Regions from separate parts of the Homo sapiens genome. Here region 1 is linked to region 2. Evidence: chromatin contacts called from ENCODE Hi-C or POLR2A ChIA-PET data. All regions are on one chromosome and are shown on one strand. Each heading gives the region's core, a stretch centred on a gene start or an enhancer-like site at or near the end of the contact. The rest is flanking DNA. Distances are from core to core; before and after follow the strand shown.

Evidence for each region. A loop is a pair of places that touch in the nucleus more often than their neighbours do. ChIA-PET counts read pairs that join two places held with the same protein, here RNA polymerase II (POLR2A). Pooled maps may share reads with other maps.
Region 1: a map of mammary epithelial cell shows a loop between it and region 2 (7-fold over the local background). The contact joins two enhancer-like sites. A Hi-C loop is called at or near these places in 11 of 168 maps with a recorded cell type or tissue (A673, Caco-2, Calu3 and 7 more) and 3 of 50 pooled maps. POLR2A ChIA-PET finds 5 or more read pairs at or near these places in 1 of 52 experiments (MCF 10A).

The regions. Positions count from the first base shown.
Region 1 is chr7:46,928,964-46,935,919 of GRCh38, forward strand. The region is part of intron 1 of LOC124901626 (a long non-coding RNA gene); the gene reads right to left. Among named protein-coding and RNA genes, the nearest start is that of SNORD151, 530 kb to the right of the region's middle. Within about 2 kb of position 1,533, at least 2 of the 41 ENCODE cell types and tissues checked have a DNase peak (open chromatin) inside an H3K27ac peak, as active enhancers do.
Region 2 is chr7:46,781,280-46,788,299 of GRCh38, forward strand. It overlaps the pseudogene EPS15P1. Among named protein-coding and RNA genes, the nearest start is that of SNORD151, 680 kb to the right of the region's middle. Within about 2 kb of position 4,957, at least 2 of the 41 ENCODE cell types and tissues checked have a DNase peak (open chromatin) inside an H3K27ac peak, as active enhancers do.

The DNA.
Region 1 (6,956 bases), core at 283-2,782, 140 kb after region 2:
AACCAAATGAGTTGCTATGATAGAGTAAGTCCTCAATGCTAATTTACCTAACATGCACATTTTTGGGATGTGGGAGGGAACTGGAGTACACGAAGAAAACCCAGACATGAGGAGAATGTGCAATCTCCAAACAGACAGTGGTCCTGGCTAGGAATCATTTATTTTTTTCTTTCCAATGTTATAACAAAACAACAGTATTCAAGATCGTGCTGTATGCCATATACCCACAAAAGGAGCATTTACAGCTTTATTTTGTAATCCTGGATTATCAGATAACATTCTTTTTTGCATGTCAGTCTTTTCTTCTGCCTAAAATGTCCCTCTTTAGAAAGTAATCCTTTAGAAGTTGATTTAGAGAGGGTTTGCTGGTCATAAATATTGTTATTGTGTGTTTAAAATATTACTATTATTTTAAAATGTTAATCTCCCAAAGAAGAGAATTCCAGATGATCAGTTATAATCTCTTAGTTTCTTAAAAATATTTAAAGTATAAAGTATACTAGAAATTGGAATTTATAAAAATGCATCCACTTTGCTGTTACTACTAATTTTGCAATTGGTATACTTGTTTCTTTACAGGCAATGTTTATTTTATCTTCCATTGTTTTTGAGATCTTATCTTTGCCTGTGATATTCTGTGTGTCCAGCTGTGATTGTCTTTTTTTTTTCTTTTTATTCATTCTCCTTGGAATTCATTATACTCTCTAAATCTGAAAATTTTTGTTCTTCATTAATTCTAGACAACTCTCATTTAGCACTTTTACTATTGCCTCCTCTCATGCTCCTTATGTTTAAAGATCCAATTAGATGAATATTTGCCCCCTTACTATTTTCTATGTCTCTTAATCTCTCCTTTATACTTCCATATTTCCTCTTTTCTCTACATGTGTCCAACTCCTGGTAAATGTTTCAGGTCTATTTTCTAGTTACTGATTCTTTTTCATGTATCTCTTACCTGCCACTGAACACATCATTGGTGAGGTATTTAATTTTAATGACTTTTTTTTTTTATTTTAGCCGCTACATTTGGTTATATTCTAGTCTTCCTAGCATATTTTGGAGCATATTATTCTTTTTCATCTTGTATTTCTTTGAAAAATCTAAATAATTTTTTTTGTGCTCTATGATTCTGTTACCTGAAGATCCTGGTTTCTGCTGGCTTTCTCGTGGTGGCTTGTTTCTTTGTGTACTTGGTGATTTTCAAATGTGAGCTTATATTTCATGTTTTTCTGGATTTTATTTGCTGGAATCCTGGAAAGCATGGGTTGAAGGAGCAAACCTTCAGAAAGTCAGAGCCAAATACAGTTTGTTTCTGCCAGTTACCCTAAGGCATTCTTACCCATGTGTGACTACATAATGTTAATTTCTAGGATTGGTATTCTCTGTGCCATGAAAGTAATGTAAATCTGAATTCCTGGGGACATGGAAAGCCTATGATTTAGAAGTTTTGAAGAGAGAGTATTATTTTTTCAATGAAAGCACAGGTTAAGACAAACAAGTGCCAGTACAGTCCAGGGCTGAGTCAATCCCAGAGCCCGCAGATGAGTCAACTCCATCTAGCAGTAATCCAGATGCTCTGCCGCACACAAGGAAGAGAGAGAGAGACATGAAGAAATCAGGCATAGACTCTAACCTTTAAGAACTCACATAAAAGTGAGGCTGATGGAAATGTACACCGCTAGTAGTGATGCAAGGATTTAAGATTCACCCTCTGTGGCAGCATAAGCAAAAGTCTACCTGTGGCTGATTAAGGAAGCAGTGAAGCAAAAATCTAAGCATGTGGTATTTGCACTGAACCTTGAAAAATGGCGACCATATTCACAGGCCCCCAGAAATGAAAAGGCATTCTAGATACAGGAAAACATCAGCAAAGCATGGACGGCGAGGCCATGTGGTGGATTTTAGAGGTAGAGCCTGAAGTAAAATGAGAGTTGCACAGGAATGTCATGAGAGCCAAGATCAGAGCAGTCTTGTGCTTTACCTGCCATCTAAGGCATGTAGATTTCACTAAGTAAATAAAAGTGAGCCAACACAAATCTACAACCAGTGAACTTTCATGTCAAATCCTCCTACATATCCATAAACAGCAACCATTCTACCCTGTTCCTCAACCTGAGCCTTAGTTGGTTTTAGATGGTACCAAAACAAGTCGTTTGATAGAGCAATATTCAGTAAACTTTTTAAAACATAAATATGATGTGAACAATTCAAATTACGTTGACATTTTTCCTGAGTTTCCATGTTTGGGGCAATCTTTAAGTAACCTACAAGTGTTTGATATCATGATACATCCAGCTTATGTTTATATTAAATCAAAATGGACAGGAGAGGAAAAAATGTTAAGGATCCCAGTGTTTGATGTACCTAATGCAAATGATTTATGTCAATGTCATAACTTTGTAAGTAGACCCTCCTATGAGCACTTTTCTACATTTCTGTGGACAGCCAGTCAGAATAGACTAAGGGGTAGCTCTATCTACTAGGAACATTCGCCCACTAATATCTTCAATAGGACGTAAAAGATAGGTAAACAGAGGCCATAGAGCAAGGCTGTGTCAATAAAGCAAAGGATTGTAAAGTTAGATTTTTAGAGATGTTAAGTGGCTGAAAGAAAAGGCTGAAACTAGTGAGGCAGTGTTTCATGGGGTAAAAACATCTACCTTTGATTCTCTCACTTCAACTAGACCCAAGCAGAAGGGAACTTATTTAAACAGCAGTTCATGGAAGAAAAGCCATCATAGGCTACATCATCAACTCAAAAATGACATACCCGTGAAAGCTCTGCCTAAACATCTAAACTCAACATAGGCAGCTTTAATGTAAATGAATAGTGGAAACCTAAGGATACGATGTTTTGTTGCACTTGCCATTGGATTACTGTGCTTGACTTTGAGTCACTGCAAACTGCCATGTGTTTAGAGGTGATCCTGGATGTTGCAGGGGTCCAAGACCCAGGAGATCCTGGATAATTTAAGTGGCAAGTAGCAGACTTCATGGAGGACATTTAGTGTAAGAAAGGAGAAAACTTAGGTCCAACATGTAGAAGTTTCAAATAGAAAAGTTTTGATGTGTCACAGCAGGAAGTAAAAAAGTATCACTTCCACTCTAGGAGGATTTCCTATCAATTTGAGCTCTTCTAGTTTAATCACAGATTTTGTAAAATAATGAGGTCTGCAAAGGAATTTAAACAGGGACTACGCAACCACTTGATGGGATATTGGGAATATCTACATCGTGCTGGACAAAAATATAAATGGTTCCTTGTGTGGCTTTGGAACCCAGATTCTCCTGCATCATCATTCTACATTGGTGCCATGAGGGCCAGACACTCTCACAACACTGCCCTTCTTGCTGAAAATATCAGTAATCTCCTTCAAACAGATAACTTGACTTCACCAGACTTTTTTCAGCACTTGGCAGCTATATAAACTTTTTATTAGTCCATTTATTGTTTATTTTGCACTGTTTTGTTTTAAGCATAAAGGGGTGAAGTACTAAAATATGTTTAGGGCCCATATCCCATTAAATCACAGATACTCAGTATGGCTGAGCAAATGTTTACTTCCCAGGGTCAGCCTAAACAAAACGAAAACAGCAGTCCCAAATATTTCCTTTGCAGAATAATCACAAAGGCTGTCTCTCCTGAAATCTTAATCCTAATCTTAAATATTTGCTGTCCTAAAATGAGGAAAGTCCTGTCAGTAATTGTATTATCTGTTCTTCTTCATGCTCATCATAAATGCCAAAGGGTAATTCTTCCTAGAAAAATCAATCTTTAGTGATAACACGCAATGTGTTTTTAATTAATGAAGCTGCTTGATGCTGGCAGACTGGAAGTATCTTATCATCACATGCTGGGGAATTCACACAGGGTCCTGTCTGTGCATGCCGATCCCTGGAGCCAAAGAAAAATCTCCTGTCATTAAATCCTCTGCTGAACTAGCCTACATACTAAATAGGCAGAGGATCACGCCAGCCATCATGCTGGATAAGTGTATCAAGATATAACGCATGCCAGAAGCTGATGAAATACTTTGGCAAGAGCAGTGACCAGTTTTGTTATAATAAGTTGTGGTTTATCTCCAGTGTGGAGGGGAGAAAACTCATTTATGATTGCTCAATATTCTTGAGCAAAATACGACTGTCATCTGAATCCAGAGTAGAAGAGAGGATTTTTGTTTCTTTGTTTCTACGTTTATTTTGTTTTTAAGAGGAAAAGCAGCTTCTCAGTTGATGGGCAGTGGGAACAACACTGGATTTGTGAAGAGGGCTCACTGTGATTGAGTCACTTCACTTTTTTCCTTGCTCCTATACTTGGTACAAGTCCCCTACCCTCTCCAAGACTCATTTCCTCCTTTCTAAAATGAGGACAAGAGCACCCACTTCAGGATGAACACACAAGTTAAAGCGTTGAAGCACATTGTAGGCTATACAGATAAAGACATTGTTATTCTTTCTAGAAATAATAATTATTTGTTTCTTACAGACTCCACTAAAGTGAGAGTTGGAACTAAACATTCTCCAACATTCCTTTTAAAAAATTATCAAATTATTAGTTTTTAATTCCAAAATTTTAGGTTTTAGTTTGTAGGCCTGATTAACAAAAGCTACTTTTATTTATTTATTTATTTTTTTCCGTGTGTAGCCAAAATTGAATGTAGGCATGAAATGCAGGGAATTTTTGGATAATGGGACAGAGAGGTATTTATTGTTTCAGAAAGCACTTCCTGAAAACATTTATAACCAAAGAGCCAATAAAATGATCGGTTCAGAGATAAGTATACTGGAAGGAAATAATGACCATTGCAACACATGGCTAAACACCCTGGAATCATTCTTCCTTGTATTATTAAGCATAATTTTTACATTAACACAGAGTCAAAATAAAAGTTCCCTGCTGTGCTTACACAATACTCTGCAGCTGAGCAATAAGAACTTCGAGTGAAGTAAGGAGCAATTAGAGCAAAAGACAACTCAAACTAATTATTTTTAATCATATAAGTATAGCTTAGATCGACTCACCTGTAAAACAGGATAATTACCTAGGTATTGGATACTCTTTAAATGTTTGTAGGATTAAATTGACATTTCAGTTATAAGCTATTATTGAGTATTGGAACCAAACAAGCATGGAATACAATAGGGATAAATCAAATAATGTAACTACAGATAAATTATAATATAATAGAAGGATAATATTATTACAATATTATAACAATTATATCTACAGATCAAGGAATTTTGTAAAGATAATTGAGACAAACCAGATGGAAAAAACTTGTAAAGATGCTAAAAAACAAACAAAAACATATTGCCCTTGCTCACTTTCTTGGGCCCAGTATAGAAAAGACTAACTTCTGTATAATTTCCACCTTAGTTTCTAGGTGAAACAGTTGAACTACTGACCTCTGTGTAATTATTTCGTAATCTGCTTCCTCTTCATGAAACGTTTAGTCCAAATCTCTGTATGACCAAGCTTTTCCCATCTTCCAAAGCCCAGATGAAAGAGGTCATCCACAGAACTCCCCTGTTCCTCTACTCCACCATATTTCTCTCTCCTGCAAAGGAGTTCTCTCTAGCATTGACCTTGCAGTGGTCTATTCCATGAGGGCCAAATCTAAAGCATAGAGTCATGCACCACACAATGGTGTTTCCATCAACAACAGGCTGTGTATTCAACAGCTGTCTCATAAGATTATAATGAAGCTGAAAAATTCCTACTGCCTAGTGATATCATAGTGCAATGCATTACCCGGGTGTTTGTGGTGATGCTGGTGTAAACAAAACTACTATGCTGCCAGTTGTTTAAAAGTATAGTGCATACAATTATGTACAGAATATATTACTTGGTAAGATAATAAGTGACTATGTTACCACTTTATGCATTTAGCATACTATATTCTTGTTGATATTTTTATTGTATTTTTATACTCATAAAAAAAGTTAACTGTAAAACAACCTCAGGCAGGTCTTAGACATTGTCATCATAGGAGATGGCAGCTCCATGCACGTTATTACTCCTGAAGACCTCCCAGTGGGACAAGCTGTGGAGATGGAAGACTGATATTGATGATCCTGACCCTGTGTAACCCTAAGCTAATTTATGTGCTTCTGTCTTAGTTTTGGACAAAAATGTTTAAAAAGTAAGAAAAATAAAAATAGATACATGCCTATAGAATAAGGACATAAAGAAAGAATATGTTTTTGTAGCAGGTATATAATGTGTTTTTATTTTAAGCTACGTGTTATTGCAAAAGAGCCAAAAAGTTTAAATAATTTAAAAGTTTATAAAGTAAAATGTTGCAGTAGGCTAAAATTACTTTGTTACTGAAGAAAGAAAAAATACTCTTTTGTAAATTCAGTGTAGCCTAAATGCACAGTGTTCATAAAATCTATCATAGTGTTGAGTAATTGACTCACTGGGCTTTCATATTCACTCACCACTCACTCACTGACTTACCCAGGGCAACTTCCAGTTCTACAAACTCCATTCATGGTAAGTTCTCCATATATATGCACCCTTTTAAAAAATATTTTATCCTCTATTTTTACTTTACTTTTTTGATGTTTAGATATCTTTAGATACAAAAGTATGGAACCATTGTGTATACTCGTCTACGGTATCAAGTTCAGTGACATGCTGCACAGGTTTGCAGCCTAGGAGAAACAGGCTATACATATAGCCTAGCTGTGTAGTAAGCTCTACCATCTGGGTTTGGGTAAGTACAGTCTATGATGTTCACACAAGACAAAATTGCCTAATAGTGCAATTTTAATTTCTTAGAATGTATCCCCATTGTTAAGCAATGCACGACTGTATTCACACTTATATTTCCTGGTATCTTCCAACAGTGCTTACTTATGTCTGGTGTGGCCCACATAAAATTGATCAAATGACAAAAGAGTGATACTCTTAAAATAAGGTAAGTGGGTGTGTCTTGCAGGGTATGGAAGAG
Region 2 (7,020 bases), core at 3,707-6,206:
ATTGCACTCCAGCCTGGGCAATAGAGTATTTGCAAGTTTCATGGTAACCTCAAACCAGAAAACATACAACACGCACACACACACACAAACTCAAGGCATATCACTTCTCTTTTTAAATCTCTTAGACTCTCCTGCACACAGGAAGGAATCTAAGGTTTCCCTATGGGCACCAGACTCCATGTAATCTAGTCTTTGGCCACCTCTGATCTCATCTGCTAAAATCATTTCAATCTCTCCTTACTCAGTCCATCCCAAGCCATCCCTGGAAGGTTTCATCCCAACTGGTTCTCACATCCAGTCTTTGCACTTCAGCTGTCTGTCCCTTGAATGCTTCCACAAAACATAGCAGGGGAACTATTATTTAGGCCTCTGTTCAAGTATCACCTCCTTCAAGTGGTCTTTCCTGAGTGTCCACTCTAAGGAGCCTCCCTTCTGTCACCATTTAGCTGTATTTCCCTTTACTTACAGCAAAATTGTAACTAGATAATGCATTACATGTTTTTCTGTTGCATGTATATTCTGTTTCTTTCTCATAAATGTAAACCCTCCTATGGCCCAAATCTTCATTTGCCTTTTTAACTCCTTTATCTCCAGCATGTGGAGCACACTTGGTACACATTAGGAGCTGAAATGCTCCATAGCTGCTGAATCAGTAGCACCAACATGTGTACCCACCACCTTCTCAAGTGTGGCTTTATAAGATGTTCATCATGGTTGAGTGAGGATAAGGGAAAGAATAGTCTGTTTCTTTTATGATATGGTTTGGCTGTGTCCCCATGCAAATCTCATCTTGAATTCCTATGTGTTGTGGGAAGGACCCTGTGGGAGGTCATTGAATCACGGGGGCAGGCCTTTCCCATGCTGTTCTGGTGATAGTGAATAAGTCTCACAAGATCTGATAGTTTTAAAAGGAGGAGTTCCCCTGTACAAGCTCTCTCTCTTTGCCTGCTGCCATCCATGTAAGACGTTACTTGCTCCTCCTTGCCTTCCACCATGCTTGTGAGATCTTCCCAGCCAAGTGGAATTGTAAGTCCATTACACCTCTTTTTCTTCCCAGTCTTGAGTATGTCTTTATCAGCAGCCTGAAAATGGACTAACACATTTTATGATTGGTGCAAATTGGCTACTGATAAAAATCCTGATGATAGGAAAATTTCAAATTTCCTTATAGTAAAAATACTACTTAATTTAATTTTTAGAGACAAGGAAAAACATTTTGCAGAGTTTGGCTCCACTATTGAAAAAGGGATGCTTTAGGTTGAACCATTGTAGCCTCAGATTCTATCTTTTCCTAAATAAACACATTAAAGCCTCATGTGTGAAATTATTTTTTAAAAATATTTATCTGGATTTAAAGAATAACAGATCAACAGATACCTCTCAATGTGTTTGCTAATTAATAAAAATCAGTTTCTTACAACTAATGTTTGTAAGAAAATGTTCATTTTAAGTGCTAAATAGTGAAGAAAATTTATCACCTAAAATACACCCATCAATATAAGGCAAGAAAAAATCTTAACATGCAGCCATTCGCTTTTGCCATGCCCTGTCCTGTTTACTTCTTAAGAGGTTTATTTTTGTACTTTTGCAGAATAAACTTTAGTAATCTAGAACTGGAAGGTACTATATATGTATGTGTGTGTATATATATATATAAAAGAAAAACATATATATATTTCAATTACTTGAAATGTAAAAACTTACCGAATACAAATGGAAAAAGTGATGTGTATTATATCATATTGCTTTTTGTCCATCTTTGTGATTTATTTACTCACTTCATGTTTTTCATTTACAAAATTGTCAAGTTAGCCAAAATAATTCTTGTTTTCTTAATTGGGAGAGAAGAGACCTGACAGATTATCTATACTCTTCATATGTTAAAAGACCATTTCCTGTAAAACTGACCTAGTGCACAAACTGAATTTGAAATAGACTGTGAAGTAAACTATAACTTGTCCTTTTAATTTTGTTTAACATGGTTACTGACTTACATGATGTACTGAATATCAAGATAAAGAAAAATGTGTCTAAAAGCTAATTAGAATTCTCTGGGTCACCAAGTCAAGGTGCTATTGATCTGGGTTAATCTGAGTAACTTATTGTCTAGCCTATAAATAAGTTCCAAAATATCGAATTCAAAAAAAAAAAAAAAAAAAAAAAAGAAGATCTCCCAATCACCACTATTGGGTCCTGGAAGAAATCTTCTGTTATAAGGTTTTGAGAGGTCTTAAAAACAACTTATAAATAGTATGTGATTATAGATGTACAAATATAGACGTGCGTGATAAATCTAGGTCCATGAAAACAAGTGAGGGCCGGGCGTGATGGCTCATGCCTGTAATCCCAGCACTTTGGGAGGCTGAGGGGGGCGGATTACCTGAGGTCAGTTCAAGACCAGCCTGGCCAACGTGGTGAAACCTCATCTCTACTAAAAATCCACAAAATTAGTGGGTGTGGTGGCACATGCCTGTAGTCCCAGCTACTCAGGAAACTGAGAAAGGAGAATCACTTGAACCTGGAAGGTGGAGGTTGCAGTGAGCCAAGATCACGCCACTGTACTCCAGCCTGGGCGACAGAGTAAGACTCCATCTCTAGGGGGGAAAAAAAGGCAAGATTCTGGGTCAGATTACCAGATACCAATTTTTAATCATTAGTTGTTTTACTTGAGAGGATTTTTAGAAAAACAACTTAGCCTTACATTCCTGGTATGTCAAGGAAAAAAGCAAACAAAATACATAAAATAAAAATAAATTATGAATAAATGAATGTAGAAGGGAATGAGTTTTGAAAAAATTTGCGCTGTGGATTTGCAACATCCCCCCATTGCCTTTAACTTTTTATCCACATTTTGTCTGAGACGCACACTGAAAAACATCAATATTGAAAGATTCTAGCAGAGATTCTATAAGCTTCATATTGCTATATCCGCTCCTGTTAAGCCCACCATTTTGAACTAAGCATGACCATAATATTAGCATGTAATATTATAGAATATATGCGTGACATTTCCATTCTGAAGCAGTTTCACTTGTTCTGCCAAATTACTTATAAGAATCCTAATGATAAGCAGAAATGATAGCAAAAGGAATTTAAAGCAGTAGGATTATCTATCATAATGTTTTGTATAGACAGAGATTTTCAGTGCAATTGAGTAAATTAGTAGAAATGCAATTACCATGTCATATTTAACTCTGTGCTTTAGTTTTGTAAGAAACTACCAAACTCTCTACCAAAGTGGTTGCACCATTTCACATTTCATCTGCCAACGGATGAGAGTTTCTGTTGCTCCTTGTTAATTTAGTTTACACTGAAATTACCCAGCCTTTTAATTACTCACTATTTGTATAAGATTCGTTCTAAATAAACCTTAATTCTTTTCTGAAATATTAGAAAGGCTAATTTGTGTGACTTGCAGAGATATCCAGAAATACACATTTAAAGAATGCAAGTCCCTTTGCTCAGATGCCAAACTCAGCACCCTGACTTTCTATTGGCAGCTTGGTACTTCCATAGACAAACACACTCAGAAAGGTGCTTTCTACAAAGAAAGAGCATTGGTTCCCACAGCAAGAAGGTTGCTCCTTAACCATGAATTGGCATGTAGATGTGTGAATCAGATCCTGTAAACTTTGTTACTGTGAGTCACTCACCCAGAGCTGGTTAGTTGTAAATCAACTTCAACTTTGATTTCCTGAACTTCAACACCTGAAGTCCAGAGTCAAGACAGATGGTCATTTTCCAGCATGGGGAGTGAGCTGGACCAAATATTTCTGTTTTACCAATTGTCACAGATAAAGCCTGTGTTATGATTCTCATACGTGATATAAGAGCAGGTATTTAGAATAATTTGGAATATGTATAATCAACTGACCTTGGAAAGGAAATACAGTATGTTTAAAACATAAACTTTGAAGTTGGAACTAAATTTAAATTTTGGGTCCTTCATTTATTGGCTGTATAACCTTGGCAAAGCTCATAACTTCTACAGTCCTTGGTTTTCTCGTAAAAAGGATGTGTGTGTATATATATTCACACATATATACACACACGTATCTCATTAGGATGTTGCAGGAATAAAGTGAAAAATTACTTGGTAAATTATAAAGCACTGTGTATAAGGCACCGTGTGGATATTGGTCACTATTCAGTAGTAGTTAAACTGAGAATTACAAGATTGTGGAACAATTTCATTATACCTGGAATTCCATAGATATCCTAGGAGCCTCAAAACAGGCTGGCCTGATTTTGAAGAATTGTAAAAGAGAAGTCAGTTTCTCTTTAAGGCAATTTCACCCAATGCACATGCACATAACTGGAAAAAATAAAATGACAAATAAGTATACAGGATTCCACCATAAGCATATGTCTCATTGGTATGAAGTTATGTTGACTAATCTTAAATTATTTTTATTGGCTATTTGGTTTTAATTATGTTATGTTATATTCACTGGATAATATATATGTTAATATATTATATATCTTAATTAGGTTATGTTATATTCACTGGATAATAGGTTCTATTAAGTCAAGGTCCCAACCTAATAAATTCTCTTTCTGTCACATTTTAAGTTATTTCATTAGTGTACTCAAAGAGAAATTATCAAGTACATTTACTATTTTTGATAATAAATACAATAATAATAAACAAATATTAGCTTACCCTCGTTTGATTATTTTCACAAGGTAGGCACTGTGCGGGGGCACTTCCTAAATATTTCTCCATTTTAGTTTCATATCCAACTGCAATGCAGTTTTTACTTCAAGATTGCAGATGAGGAAAAGGAGTATCTGAAAGCGTAGAGGAGTCTCTATGGCAATATACAAATGCCAGTTTAGTATGTTTTTACCTCTCTTCAGAGAAAAAAATGGTCGTTTAGTTAGTCATGTTTACCTTTGAAAACTATGTTCTCAATAACCCAGCATCAGAAGCTTTACAAGGAGGTAGTACCAGGAAAGAGCATGCTTGACTTAGCTCTGTGGTTAACAGTAGACGTTGAACTATCCAAGGCTGTGAAATAAGCAGTTACGTGACACACAGTTCCTTGAATTGTAACTTAATACCCAGCTTTCTCATGTCCTTAGGCAAATATTAAAAATTCAATTGCTCACAGCTCTCAGTAATGCATTTCTCCACAGGCGGAAAGGAGATGAAAGAAGAGGGAAAGCTGGCCTTTGTAGTGAAAGCAGGTTCAAATTTGTTCAAATTAGCCAGCCAGCCAATCATCAAAGAGAGTTTTAGTCCATGGAGTTGCAGTACCACTAGCAGCCTTCTGAAGGGAATGAAAACCCGTAATAGCGTTTCCGGTCTGCCCTTATCTTATATACTTGCATTAAGGTATTATTTGTGAAAATGAGAGATGGAATAAAATTCATAAACAAATAGAAAACTCACCGCAAGTAGGATACCTTTTAAAGTTATCCAGTATTCTTCCTGAGTCTGCCAGTCTCCAGGGCCTCAGCCTGTGGACTTTTGCATGGCTGTGGTTGCTAGGGCAATATGCATGATTCCCACCAGAGTGCAAATCAGGCGAGAGCCTTCCAGCCTTGGTTTTTTCAAAGAATACATTTCATATCAATATAAGGACTAAAGATACAATTACTGCAGGGAAATCATTGCCTTAAAGAGATGTCAGAGACCAACTAAAAAATTTTGTTGCAGAGACAGAAGGAAATTATTGGAATCATCTACTTAGCAACAATTATTAAAAGGAAGATGAGGTATAACAGAGCTATCTAAGAAGAACAAAATATAAAATAGGCTAGTAAAGATAAGACAGGAATTTAAGAAAATTCAGATGGAGATATCAGACAGAGGGAAAACTCTCCATACTCTGGTAGAGCACACTGGTGCCGTAGTGGTCTTGGTGAAGTAGTTTCATCAGCCAGTATGCAGATCCTAAAAGAAAGCTGCAGGTGCTTAAGTCACCTCTGTCCCTGACAGGGTGATTCAGCAAAGGATAGTCATGCATGCTTTTCTTCAGTTTCCTCACTTGCAAAATAAGACAAAATATGACTTGTCTCATAGGTAAATGATGAGGAGTATAAATACTTTTTTAAAAAAAAATAGATGCTTCAAGTGCTTAGCCCCGTGTCTGGTCGATCATAAATTCACAACGACAAATCTTAGCTACCATTGTCAATACAGAAGAGACCTCTCCAACAATGCAAAAGTCAAAAGCATGAAATTGATGAGAATGATGTAGAAAATAAAAATGCAATCTAAAGATAATTGGAATCTCTGTGGGAGAAAAAAAAAACAGAGCCAAAGGAGCCCAAAAATGTATTTACATCATAGACAAAAGAGAAGAACATCTTTCCAGAGCAAAATAAAAATGACTCTTTCAGTACAAACTATACCATATTGCAACTATATTAGGAAAGTAATTCCTAGCTAAGCATTTTGTGCATTTTTAAGAACATTTTTGAAGAATAGAAGAGTTGGGTTATGGATTGCAAGAGTACATTACTTATACAAACCTATTATCAGACTGGGTGCAGTGACTCATGCCTGTAATCCCAGTGCTTTGGGAGGCTGAAGTGAGAGGATCACTTGAGGCCAGGAGCTCAATACCAGCCTAGGCAACATAGTGAAACCTTGTCTCTACCAAAAAAAAAAAAAAAAAACATTAAATTAGGTGGCATGGTGGTATGTGCCTGTAGTCCAGCTACTTGGGAGGCTGAAGCAGGAGGATTGCTTGAGCTCAGGAATTCAAGGTTGCAGTGAACTATGATTGCACCACTGCACTTCAGCCTGGATGATAGGGCAAGTCCCCTTCTCTAAAAAACAAACCAACAAACAAAAACCAGATCTGTTATCAGATATATGATTTAGAAATATTTTATTCCATTCTGTCTTTTTACTTTTTTGATGGTATCCTTTGAAACAAAAAGTTTTAAATTTTGCTGAAGTCCAGTTTTTCACGTTTAGTATTTTATCTAAGAAATCATTGCCTAAGTTTATGAGAACTTAATCCTTTCTCCTAAGAAATTTTATACTTTTAGCTCTTACATTTCCAT